Linked DNA regions of Homo sapiens: region 2 is linked to region 1. Evidence: chromatin loops called from intact Hi-C (ENCODE). Cell type or tissue: GM12878. All regions are shown on one strand. Each heading gives the region's core, and the rest is flanking DNA. Links, peaks and the distances in the headings are about the cores only.

The links. A loop is a pair of places that touch in the nucleus more often than their neighbours do. Peaks named below come from ENCODE experiments on the same cell type or tissue, not always from the same donor. Only the 100,000 strongest peaks of a DNase experiment are listed, where the experiment ranks them.
Region 2: it touches region 1 in a loop (3.0-fold over the local background); 9 of 110 quality-filtered maps call a loop at or near these places.

Annotation. Positions count from the first base shown.
Region 1 is chr13:29,705,604-29,710,989 of GRCh38, reverse strand. No RefSeq gene overlaps it. Among named protein-coding and RNA genes, the nearest start is that of SLC7A1, 110 kb to the right of the region's middle. In GM12878, for the core only: a CTCF peak has its summit at 2,894 (motif pointing right); a DNase peak (open chromatin) is centred at 2,839; H3K27me3 peaks cover 186 bases.
Region 2 is chr13:29,470,372-29,475,757 of GRCh38, reverse strand. The region is part of intron 9 of MTUS2 (microtubule associated scaffold protein 2); the gene reads right to left. Among named protein-coding and RNA genes, the nearest start is that of MTUS2-AS1, 15 kb to the left of the region's middle. In GM12878, for the core only: a CTCF peak has its summit at 3,221; no DNase peak of the experiment used is centred there.

The DNA of each region.
Region 1 (5,386 bases), core at 157-5,156:
TAAGATATTTTCCATGCTGTTAGTAAATCAATGGCCATTTTCCCCCCAATGAATGAATTTGGGAATAGTACCCGAATCAGAAAATTTCTGAGGATTTCTCCTGGAATTCCAAGGATCTGTAAATCCTGTGGCTGGCTGGGAGCCTACTCTGATGATCTTTAATGCAGAAGAGGATGTATTTGAGCATCTGGCCTGGAAATCGACTAAATGTATCTATAGCATAATTGGTTCAGAAAGAGCTGGAAGACAAATTGAGAATGGTGGGTGTAAATAGAAGAAAAGGTGGCAGAAGGGGAGCCAGATGGATAAGCTGAGACACAAAACACACACAAGCAAAGGCTGCTTGGGATGCCAGCAGAGCACATTTGCATCTGGGGTCCAGAACAGGGCAGTCACAAGGGAGTCTCCTTGGCTTGGAGTTGTCTAGACCCAACATCCAGCTCCCAGGACAGAGCCTGCCCCTAAACAGCAAGAACCCAACCACCTTCCACATGGGGCAATCCCTGACCACACTGGGATAGGTGGTCCAAATTGGCTTTATTAGTGAATTCAGAACACAAACAATTCATAGAAAAATCAGTGGATTTCTTAGAGAATTTAGGCTCAAGGCTGATGCAGAGGTCTCATCAGAGACAGATTAGGGAAAGATGATTTCTTGGTTGCTATATATAATTTTTCCTTTTGCACGGTGCCATTCCAAGGCAGCCTAAATACATTCTGTTTGCAGTGCTGGCAGGGTGTGGTAGAGTATCTTGCATGTGGTGGGCCCTCAATACTATGTTTGGTGATAGAGAGATTTCCTTATTTGATCAAGCCTTGCTGCATCCAGGAGGGAATCAATAGTTAAAAATGTCTGCTGCTGAATTGCTTCTCAGGCTCATTTGCCGGCGGTGAGTGACAGAGGGTGTTGCCAAGCAGGCTTAACTTCTATCTGCACCCGACAGATACCTATAATTAAAAAATTATACATTTTGTATTTACTTACAAACACTGAAGCAATTTTCAGAGTGTCAAAAACAGCCTGGGAGAGAGCATCGCAGTGAGAGGTGACATTGAGCCAGGTGCATTAAGAGCACAACAATAAATAATCACGTTGCCCTTTTCAGAGCTGCGACGCATGACCCGTCCAATTAAGCCTCCTGCAGTCTCCTTCTGATGGCCCATAGTTCACAACATCCTTCCCACATTTGTTATAACAGCTTTGTTTTCTGTATCCGCTTTCTTTCACAGTTTGCACCCCATGCAGTCAAATTTCGTGCTTCCAAAATGAAAAATAAAACGGCTAGTTCTCGTCTCTTTGGGGGAAATTAGTCTTATTTCTCCCATAAATCATAAGCATGCTTCAGCCGTAAACAGAGCATTAGCAACTCTGGAAGTACATTAACTTTCGGGTATTGGCAAGACCTGAGGTTACTGAGAGTGATTTATTTGTTGATTTTGACTTAGGGAGGGGAAGGCAGGTAGCTGCAGAGTGGGTGGGAGGTGTGGATTATTAACCATTTCAGTAGAAGGAAGTAAGTTCTCATCCGGGCAGCCCCGGTTTATGCTGGTTGTCACAGCATAAGTATTAAGAGCATCCCTTTCCCTCTAAAAGTGTCCCAGCTTGGATGATAAATTATATGGTCACTCTGATTAAAGTGCAGTGAAAATAAGGAGCAAAATCTTGTTTTGTGAATGAAGCCAGACACAAAAGGCCACATGTTGTGTGATCTCATTTATATGAAATGTCCAGAATAAGCAAATCCATAGAGGCAGAAAGTGGATTAGTGGTTGCCAGGGGCTGGGGGTTCCTGGGGGAAATGGGAAATGATTGCTAATGGGTATGAGATTTCTTTTTGGGGTGAGAGAAATGTTCTAAAATTGATTGTGGTGATGGCTGCATGACTCTGTGAATATCCTAAAAACCATTGAATTGTACATGTTAAATGGGCACATGGGATGGCACATAGATTATAGGTCAACAAAGCTGTTCTATTAAAACAAAAGTTAAAAAAAAAGTTAAACTACATAAATCCCACAAAGGGAAAACAAACAAACAAACAAAAAGCTTGCATTCTGTCTTTCTGCTCATGAGCACTCTACCCTCTCAGGGCTGGTCCCTCTGAAACAGCTGATTCATTTGAAGGATGTGGTGGCACATGCGGGGATCTGCAGGGCCAGCCTCTTGCATACAACTGTATTTTTATGACCTTGTTGGAGCAAGAAAGGGAGCGTGAGTTTCCCACAGTCATTGCTGAACATCAAGGTGTGTGCGTTGGCCTTTAAATGGCAGGGGAGCTGGCCGGGGGACCAGCAGGAACATCAGGTACATAAAGAGCCCAGCAATGACGGCTTGGCTGGAAGGAAGAAGACGGAGGATTCTGATAGGGACTCACCCTTGCCCAGTCATGTCCAATGCCACTGAGTTCCCATTTAGGGAGAAGAAGAGAGGAGTTATAGGATGTGTGTGAAGGTAGGCGTGGGGGGGAGCAGGAGTTTCAGCCTCCCCAGAGGAATTGAGCCCATGATTCCGCAGGTAGCACAGGGGTGGGGCCAGATCTGCCCTCTGAGGTCAGGAACTCTAGGGAACACAGGACAGCCACTGAGGGGCCTCTTGATGCTTAGACCTCTCAGCCTAGTGCTTTGAAAGGGATTATGGGACCTAGAATGAGCCCTGTTCCTGATCCATCTCCCAGCATTGGGATCCTCCTTCAAAAGAAGGGAGTTGAAACGTGTGAGGAAACTAAACATTAACCCTGCACATTTGTATATCCTCACCCCCTAGAACAGAGTCTGGCGCTCAGGAGTATGTGGTTGGACAGATGCACAACACACAGGGTTCAGATGAGCTGATAAGGTTCCCTGGGGTAGCCTGTGTCCCAACCCAAGGCCCAGGGCATTTGGTCTGGGTCACCAACAGAGGGTGCTAGACACCTTCAGAACAAGGCTGGGTCTGGGGCCGGGGCCTCTCTGGAGGTGATGGAGTTCTCTCCTCATTGCAGACAGAGGTGGAGCCGGGGCAGGACTTGAGCCCCAGTATCCACACATTCAGCGAAGGGAGGAGACAAACCTGTTCCCTGCTTGGGCATTTCCCCAGCATCACAAAAGGAAAACCAACCCCTTGAGTGGATAGAGGATAGGATCTGTGTTGGGTTTGCTCACTGGTCTATCCCCAAGGGCCTGCACACAGTGCCTGGACAGAGAGGGCATGTGAGAGTAGGAGGGAATGTGGGAAAACCAGACAGGAGCGGGGCCACAGTGTTCTGAGGCTTTATCTCTGGCCTTTGCCTAGTGAGTCTTGGAAACAAGAGTTACACATGAACTCCTGTACACCACACAGTGGAGTCTGTGCCTGGCCTGGTCTTTCAGCCGGATAGAGCTAGGTACGGACAAGGCCCAAGCAGGTCTCACTAGCTTGGCAGAGAGGACAATTTCCAGGAACTTGCACCTCTTCACACCACCCCATTCCCCAAACCAAGTCCACAAAAACAGAGGAGACAAAGCAAAGAAGGAACAGAGCAAAAATGAGATCAAAACCCTCCTACAGAGGGCCAGCACTTTAGGCCACCATGTCTTCAGGTGAGAGTGTCCATTTGATGTTTTGAGAGTCAGAGATGGGGCTGCTGGGGCCACAGGTGAATCCAGGAATGGAAGAAATGGAACTGAATGCATCTTCTGTTGAGCTGCTCGTCATATAGTTTTCTGTGTTTCACATACTTGTCTATTTTTCCCTTTATTGCAAGGAAATACTCGTTGTGTGCAAGGAAATCAGCAGGAAAAGAGGGCAGTTAGGAGTCAATGGGAGAGCCAGACAAACAAGGGAATGCTGTTCTTCAGAAGACGAAGCCTGGCAACTACCACCCAGGGCTGGCGGTGAAACACTAACACATCCGCAGGCATCCCCTCTGTGGGAAGCAGTCTTGCCACGTGCAAGGTTGCTCAAGGACAAATGTTGTAAGGACAAATCAAAAGAGCTTATGATGTTGTCCAGTGCGAGTCGCTCACAGTAGCACATTCTGCTGAGAGGGTCGGGTGTTATAACAGTGAATTGATGAGGAGGAGTTGAAAAGTTTCTTTTTCCTGTGGGTTTAGAGTTCCCGCATAAGCTTGAACAGTTGAAAGTGCTTGTGAATTCCTTATTTTTTGTTTTAAATTCTCCTGAGACATGTTCCATAGGATCTTAGGATTTTAGAATGGAAAGGAAAAAACAATGAGACTTTCAAAGTCTCTTCCTTATATTTACAGCTGGAGAAAGCCAAACACTGTGGTGGCTAGTGTCTGACCCACACCTCAATACACACACCACACACACATACTCACTTATCCACTCACACAGAGAAAAAAGAGTAGTAAGGATGAATCTTCCTGATATTAAATACCAACCAAAGGCCATTGCTTTGCATCTTGTTTATGGCTCTGCAGCTCATGTTAGGGGCCCAGCTCTCCCAGTGGCTGTCGAGTTCCCTGAGCACCACCAGCCCTCTTGCCAGAGAGTGTGAGTCTTGGCCATGTGGTGCCTCCCTTGCTTCTCAAGGACTTGGAAAATGTTCTTAGAGTGAAACTAGAAAAATTTACCCATAAAGGATTAGCCATCTGTGAGAAATAACTAAGAAGAATTATTGGTAAACATGTCACCAAAGACATTGGAAACATCCAAAACTCAAGCTGACTCAAGGAGGAAATGCAGCCTCTGGTGATAATAGAGTATGAGGGGTCCTAGCCATGCCCTGTTTGGAGAAGGGCAGTGAGAATCCACAGGATGGCTTGCTCTGTAGGCCAAAGGCATGGAGAAAAGGGTGGAAGTCAGGGAAGCCAGGCTCACCTCCCCTTCTCCCCACACACAGGGAGCTGGGGTGCTGGTTAAACCTCCAGAAGCCACCCAGCAAGTCTGTCCCCAGAGTCAGGAGGGAGATTCCCTCCCAGCACCTGGGCCAGGAGAACATTCTGAATGTCGACCAACACCAGCATCTGATTTTCTGCCCTGGAACTGTCTACAGAGGCAGAATGCCCTGAGCAGGTGGTGGCCTCCCCTTCTCAGTGCATTTCTCACTGTAAGTGCATAACTTGTTACTCTGGGGTGGGGGAAGTATAAATAGTAAAACAGGCCCAAGACAAGAGCAGTGCTCTCTTTATTAGTTTTCTGGGGCTACTGTAACAAATGACCACAAATTGAGTGACTTAAAACAACAGAAATTCATTCTCTCACAGTTCTGGAAGTCAACAGTTGGGAATCAAGGTATCAGAAAGGTCACACTTCCTCTGAAGGTTCTAGGGAATAATCCCTGTTTGCCTCTTTCAGCTCCTGGTGGCTCCAGGCTTATTGGCTTGTGGCTGCATCACTCCAGTCTCTGCTTCCTTCTTCAGGCAGCCTTCTCCCCTGTGCATCAAATCTCTCCCAACTTTCTCT
Region 2 (5,386 bases), core at 138-5,137, 240 kb after region 1:
CCTAAAATGCACATACACTGTAAAGCTGTTCAAACATGGTTTTTCTTTATATCATTATTCTAAAAGCTTTTTTCTATTTTTAAAATTTTTATTTACTTTTTTACTTTTTAAGCTTTTTTGTTAAAAACTAAGACACAAATGCATATATTAGCGTAAGCCTACACAGGCTCAGGACCATCAATATCTCCATCTTCCAACTCCACATCTTGTCCCACTGGAAGGTCTTCAGGGGCAGTAACATCCATGGAGCTGTCATCTCCTAGGAAAACAATGCCTTCTTCGGCAGTACCTCCTGAAGGACCTGCCTGAGGATGTTTTGCAGTAAATTTTGTTTTATAATAAATAGAAGGAGCACCCTCTAAAATAATTATAAAAATATAGCATAGTAAATACATAAACCAGTAACAAAGTCATTTATATTATCAAGTATTATGTACTAAACATAATTATATGTGCTAGACTTTTATACGATTGGCAGCACATTAGGTTTGTTTATACCAGCATCACCACAAAGATGTGAGTAATGCATTGTGCTATGAGGCTCTGACGTCACCGGGTGATAGAAATTTTTCAGCTGCATTATAATCTTGTGGGACCACCTTTGTACATGAGGTCTGTTGTTGACTGCAATGTTGTTATGTGGTGCATGGCTGTACATGGAACCTAGGAATCATTCTTACCACTTCTTAGCTAGAGATACATTGAGCACATAAAACTCAAATGAAAATAATAAGAAAAATGCTAATCATTTATTTTGTTTTTAGAAAGTACTGTTTTGCATGGGAAAAAATTATTTATCACGTGCCAAGATCAGTAGCTTTAACTCCAGAAGATCAAGGCAATAAGTTGGCTTGTGTAGGTGGAATAAAACAGACAGAACACATATAAATGAATAAAAACAACTTATTCACATTGATGAAAAAATTAAATGACACATATCTTTTAATACAATAATTTCACAAGTGCACAAAAATCTGAGTCAAGGACAACCACTATAGCATAATTTGCCTTAGGGAACTAGTAGGGGGCTACTCAAATTATGATGAGTAGGTTGAATCCTGTGCCAATGGGATATAGATAACCAGTAAAAAAAATAAGGCAAATCTTTTTGTAGTATCATGGAATGACCTCCGTAATATATTGTTAAACCAAGAAAAGGCAACAAGCAAAACAGTGTAATTGTAAAATTACATTTGTGATAAAAAGTGTATCTATATTTCTACTCTTTCTCCTTTGGGAGGTTGGGTGCCAAGGTACAGGGATTCACTGTATGTTGAATTCCTGTCATGATATATATTTCATTAAATCCCTGTTTATTGTTTGCATGACTTAGAAGTAAAAAGATTTTTAAAATTATTGTCATAATTAAAGAGAAGTCTGGGTTTTCAAAAGTTCTGGTAAAAGTTCAATTTCACTTAGTTTTATCCATGTCAGTGATAGGACGATTCATGGACCAGGCACTCTACTAGAGGCTCAGAAATGATTGGGTTTCATTCTAGGGCTGTCCCTGAACTGCACTGTTGTCTTAAATAAATCACAAACTGGGTACACCTCAGTTTTGCTGTCTATAAAGTGGCAAAGTAATCACTTTTTGCACATATAGCTCCAATCCCCAAATTCCCAATTGCTATTATAAAATGAGAGGTGATGCTTACATTCTTCCAATGGCTCTCTGTTGTAAGCCCTAGGCCTGTAGAAAATATTGGATAATAAGAGCAGCTGGCACCAGGGGAAATGGCTCCAATAATGGAGTCCCTAAAGAAATAAATATCCTGTTGCCTCTAGTAAACCTTCAGAAGTCTATCTATTTGGGCACTTTTCAGACAGAGATTAATGTAAGCTAATTTAATAGCATTAGACAACACCTGGAGTTTCACTTTCATTATTTATTTCTACTCACGTAAAAACATTTAATCCTTTAGAGTGAAAGGCAGACACCACTATCATAAACCCCTACAATCTAGGGAGCTGAGAAAATAAATATTCAAATAATCAGATTATGATTGGCCAAGAGAATATATCATTTCTAATTTATAAGCATAGATTTGAAAAGCAAAAGTAGGATTATAATCTGTTGTACAGTTTTAAATAACTGATGATTATTGACAATGAATAATACACACACATCTGATATAAAAATACCTAAAATATTATTAAAACTGCATTCTGAACATCCTCCGACATATATAATATATAAAGATATCAATCTACCAACTTCTTAGTGTAAACCAGTAAGATGTAGTGTGATCCTTGAAACAACAGCAGAGTAAAATTGCTGTTGGAACCATTTATAAGACAAGCTTAATTTCAACCACAGTTCATAAATTGAGTAGGAGAACACTCAGCGAGTAAGATCAATTTGCTCTCAACGACTGTCCCAAGTGTCTTCTGCATAATTGTAACTTTACATTGGTTTTCCAAAGAGGCAGCCAAAATAGGTGGTTACGGAACTAGACTGAAACAAAAGAGAACTATCTGGCTCTACAGCTCGTAATAAAATCTTAAATAAGAATATTATGTGGCCTTTTAGGTCATAGCAAATGCTTTATAATAGCTATAAAATAAATGATGAACCAATACTTTGTGTGTATATATAATATATATACATGTTACCATTATATATACACACATATAGTATATATTATTTACATATTTACATGCACATTATACATATTTAGGTCACTATAATAGTCACTATCATTACATACTGATGATAGACAATACCACAGTTAGATAAAAGATTAAGTTGTTTCTTCAAGAGATTGGGAGTAATTGAAAAGACAAAATAACTGTCAAGGACAAAATTTAATTTAAAAAATTACCCTTAATGTCACTACACAAAGAAAATGAAAATTTAAATTGTGTAATCCCTTCATAGCATTTCAGTGGTGTGAATTCTTAATATCCTGTTAGGAATTTCCCATGTCTTCCTACCTAACATTTTATGGCTACTTTATATTCTCATGTTCGTGTAACACAATTTATATTCTCTCATTATTGCACAATTAGTTTGTTTCCAAGATTTGCCATTATAGACAAATGCAACAAACATGTTCACCCATATATCATTTTGCTTTTTTCATTTAGGATACATTCCTAGGTGTAAAATTACATGGGATTAGATATTATGAGCATCTTTATGCAGTGTAGTTTTTCTTTTTTGGTGGCACAGATCCTTGTAACAAACCTGTGACCACCAGGCGGAGCTATGCTGCCTGAAAAATGCCCCCTGGTGGCAAATGTCTTTGTCCAAACCCGTTAGGTCACAGGAACATCCGCAAGGTGGTCAGGGTGGGTTGCATGAAACACAGCTGCCTGGGATCCCGGACACACTACCCTGTAGAGCCCTACTCTCTCTAATTACTGATTTTTGATGACAATGTTAAGAAGTGAGAAAGGAACGGCTGAAAATGAAGGATGAAAGTTCATGGACCATGGCTGGGCACGGTGGCTCACGCCTGTAATCCCAGCACTTTGGGAGGCTGAGGCAGGCAGAACACCTGAGGTCAGGAGATGGAGACCAGCCTGGCCATGGTGAAACCCCATCTCTACTAAAAATATAAACATTAACCAGGCTTGGTGGCACGTGCCTGTAATCCCAGATACTTGGGAGGCTGAGGCAGGAGAATCGCTTGAACTCGGGAGGCAGAGGTTACAGTGAGCCGAGATCATGCCACTGCACTCCAGCCTGGGTGACAGAGCAAGACTTCATCTCAAAAAGAAAAACAACAGAAAGTTCATGGACCAAGAGTGAAAGAACAGGAGTCACTGGGACTCTTGTCATCTCTGCAGGTCCCTGCAGCATCTCTCGGGCCTGGTGACCAAAAGGGAGCTGGCGCTGTGAAAATCACAGGTGGCATCTGCGAGTGCTTCCTGGGTGCCAAGCACCTGCCTCATACCGTTACCCACAGTAAGCCTACTAGGGGTCCCGTAAGTAGCCTAATCCATTTGCAAAGAGCAGGCAGGGGCTCAGAAAGAGGAACTAAGTGACCTAAGATCAATGTGTCGGGGGGGGCTGGGCCTGCAGAGCAGAGGCTGGAGCATAAGCTGAAGCCTCTCCTCTTGTCCACGCCTCCAGTGGGGGCCTCCATGATGCACCCGTGTGGTAATAGTGGGAGGGAGGACAATGCCTCACCATAGCTTCCTAAAAACAACCACTGTTGTAAACTGCAACACATCTCTTTACCTGTCTGTCTCCCGCAGCAGTGGGCAAGGACAGTTGCTATCCTCATTTTTGTATCTGTGTTCAGATAGGCAGGCCAACAGTCAATAAACTGGCGTTGACTTTATGTCATCTCTTGTGTGACAAGCATAGTTCTTGGCATAGTGGAGAACAGATGCTGTCATGGCGGGCAAACAAATGAGCAAAAAATGTAGGAAGCAAAATTTCATTTTATTTTATTATTATTATTATTATTTTTGAGATGGAGTCTCGCTCTGTTGCTGGAGTGCAGTGATGTGATCTTGGCTCACAACATCCTCTGCCTTCTGGGTTCAAGCGATTCTCCTGCCTCAGCCTCCCGAGTAGCTGGGATTACAGGCACGCGCCACCAAGCCCAGCTAATTTGTGTATTTTTAGTAGAGATGGGGTTTCACCATGTTGGCCAGGCCGGTCTCAAACTCCTGACCTCAAGTGAGCTGCCCGCCTCAGCCTCCCAAAGTGTTATGATCACAGGTGTGAGCCACCCCGCCCCGCCAGGAAGCAAAATTTCAGATAGTAAAAATTTTAGATAAGTGCAGTAAAGAAAGTGAAATAGAAGCAAGGCTAGGGAAAGACCGGGGAAAGGGGAAGGCAAGTTCAGCTGGGGTGGATAAAGAAGGCTGTTCGGAGAAGACACCATTCAAACAGACTTGAATGACAGAGAAGAATGTGGAGAGATGGGGAAAGGGAGTCCCAGTTAGAAGGAACTGCAAGTACCAAGGTCTTAAGATGGGAAAAATTCTAGCATACTGCGGAGAGAAAGACAACCAGTGGGGCCTGAGTGCCCATGGAGGAGAGCAGAAGGAGGTGAAGTTCCAGAGGAAGGTAGGGACTTATCATGCAGGGCCTGTGGCCCCTCAAAAGAGTTAGGGTTATGCTCAGGTAACAGTGGAAAGTCCCCAGAGAGTATCAAACGGGATAACAGGAACGAATGAAGCTTTTAAATCCCTCTGGTAGTTGCATGGAGAACAGACTGTAGGAGGCAAGGATGGAAGCGAGGCAATCAGTGAGGAGAATGTGTTTGGAGCCCAGGTGGTGAGATTCAGTGATGACTTGGACTCAGGCTGTTGCATGGGGAGGAATGGATTGATGGGGGATGCATTTGGGAGGCAAAGACAAATTGACTTGCTTATGGATGGGATGAGGGAGGTGCAGGACAGACAGTAATCTTACAGTGGAATTCCC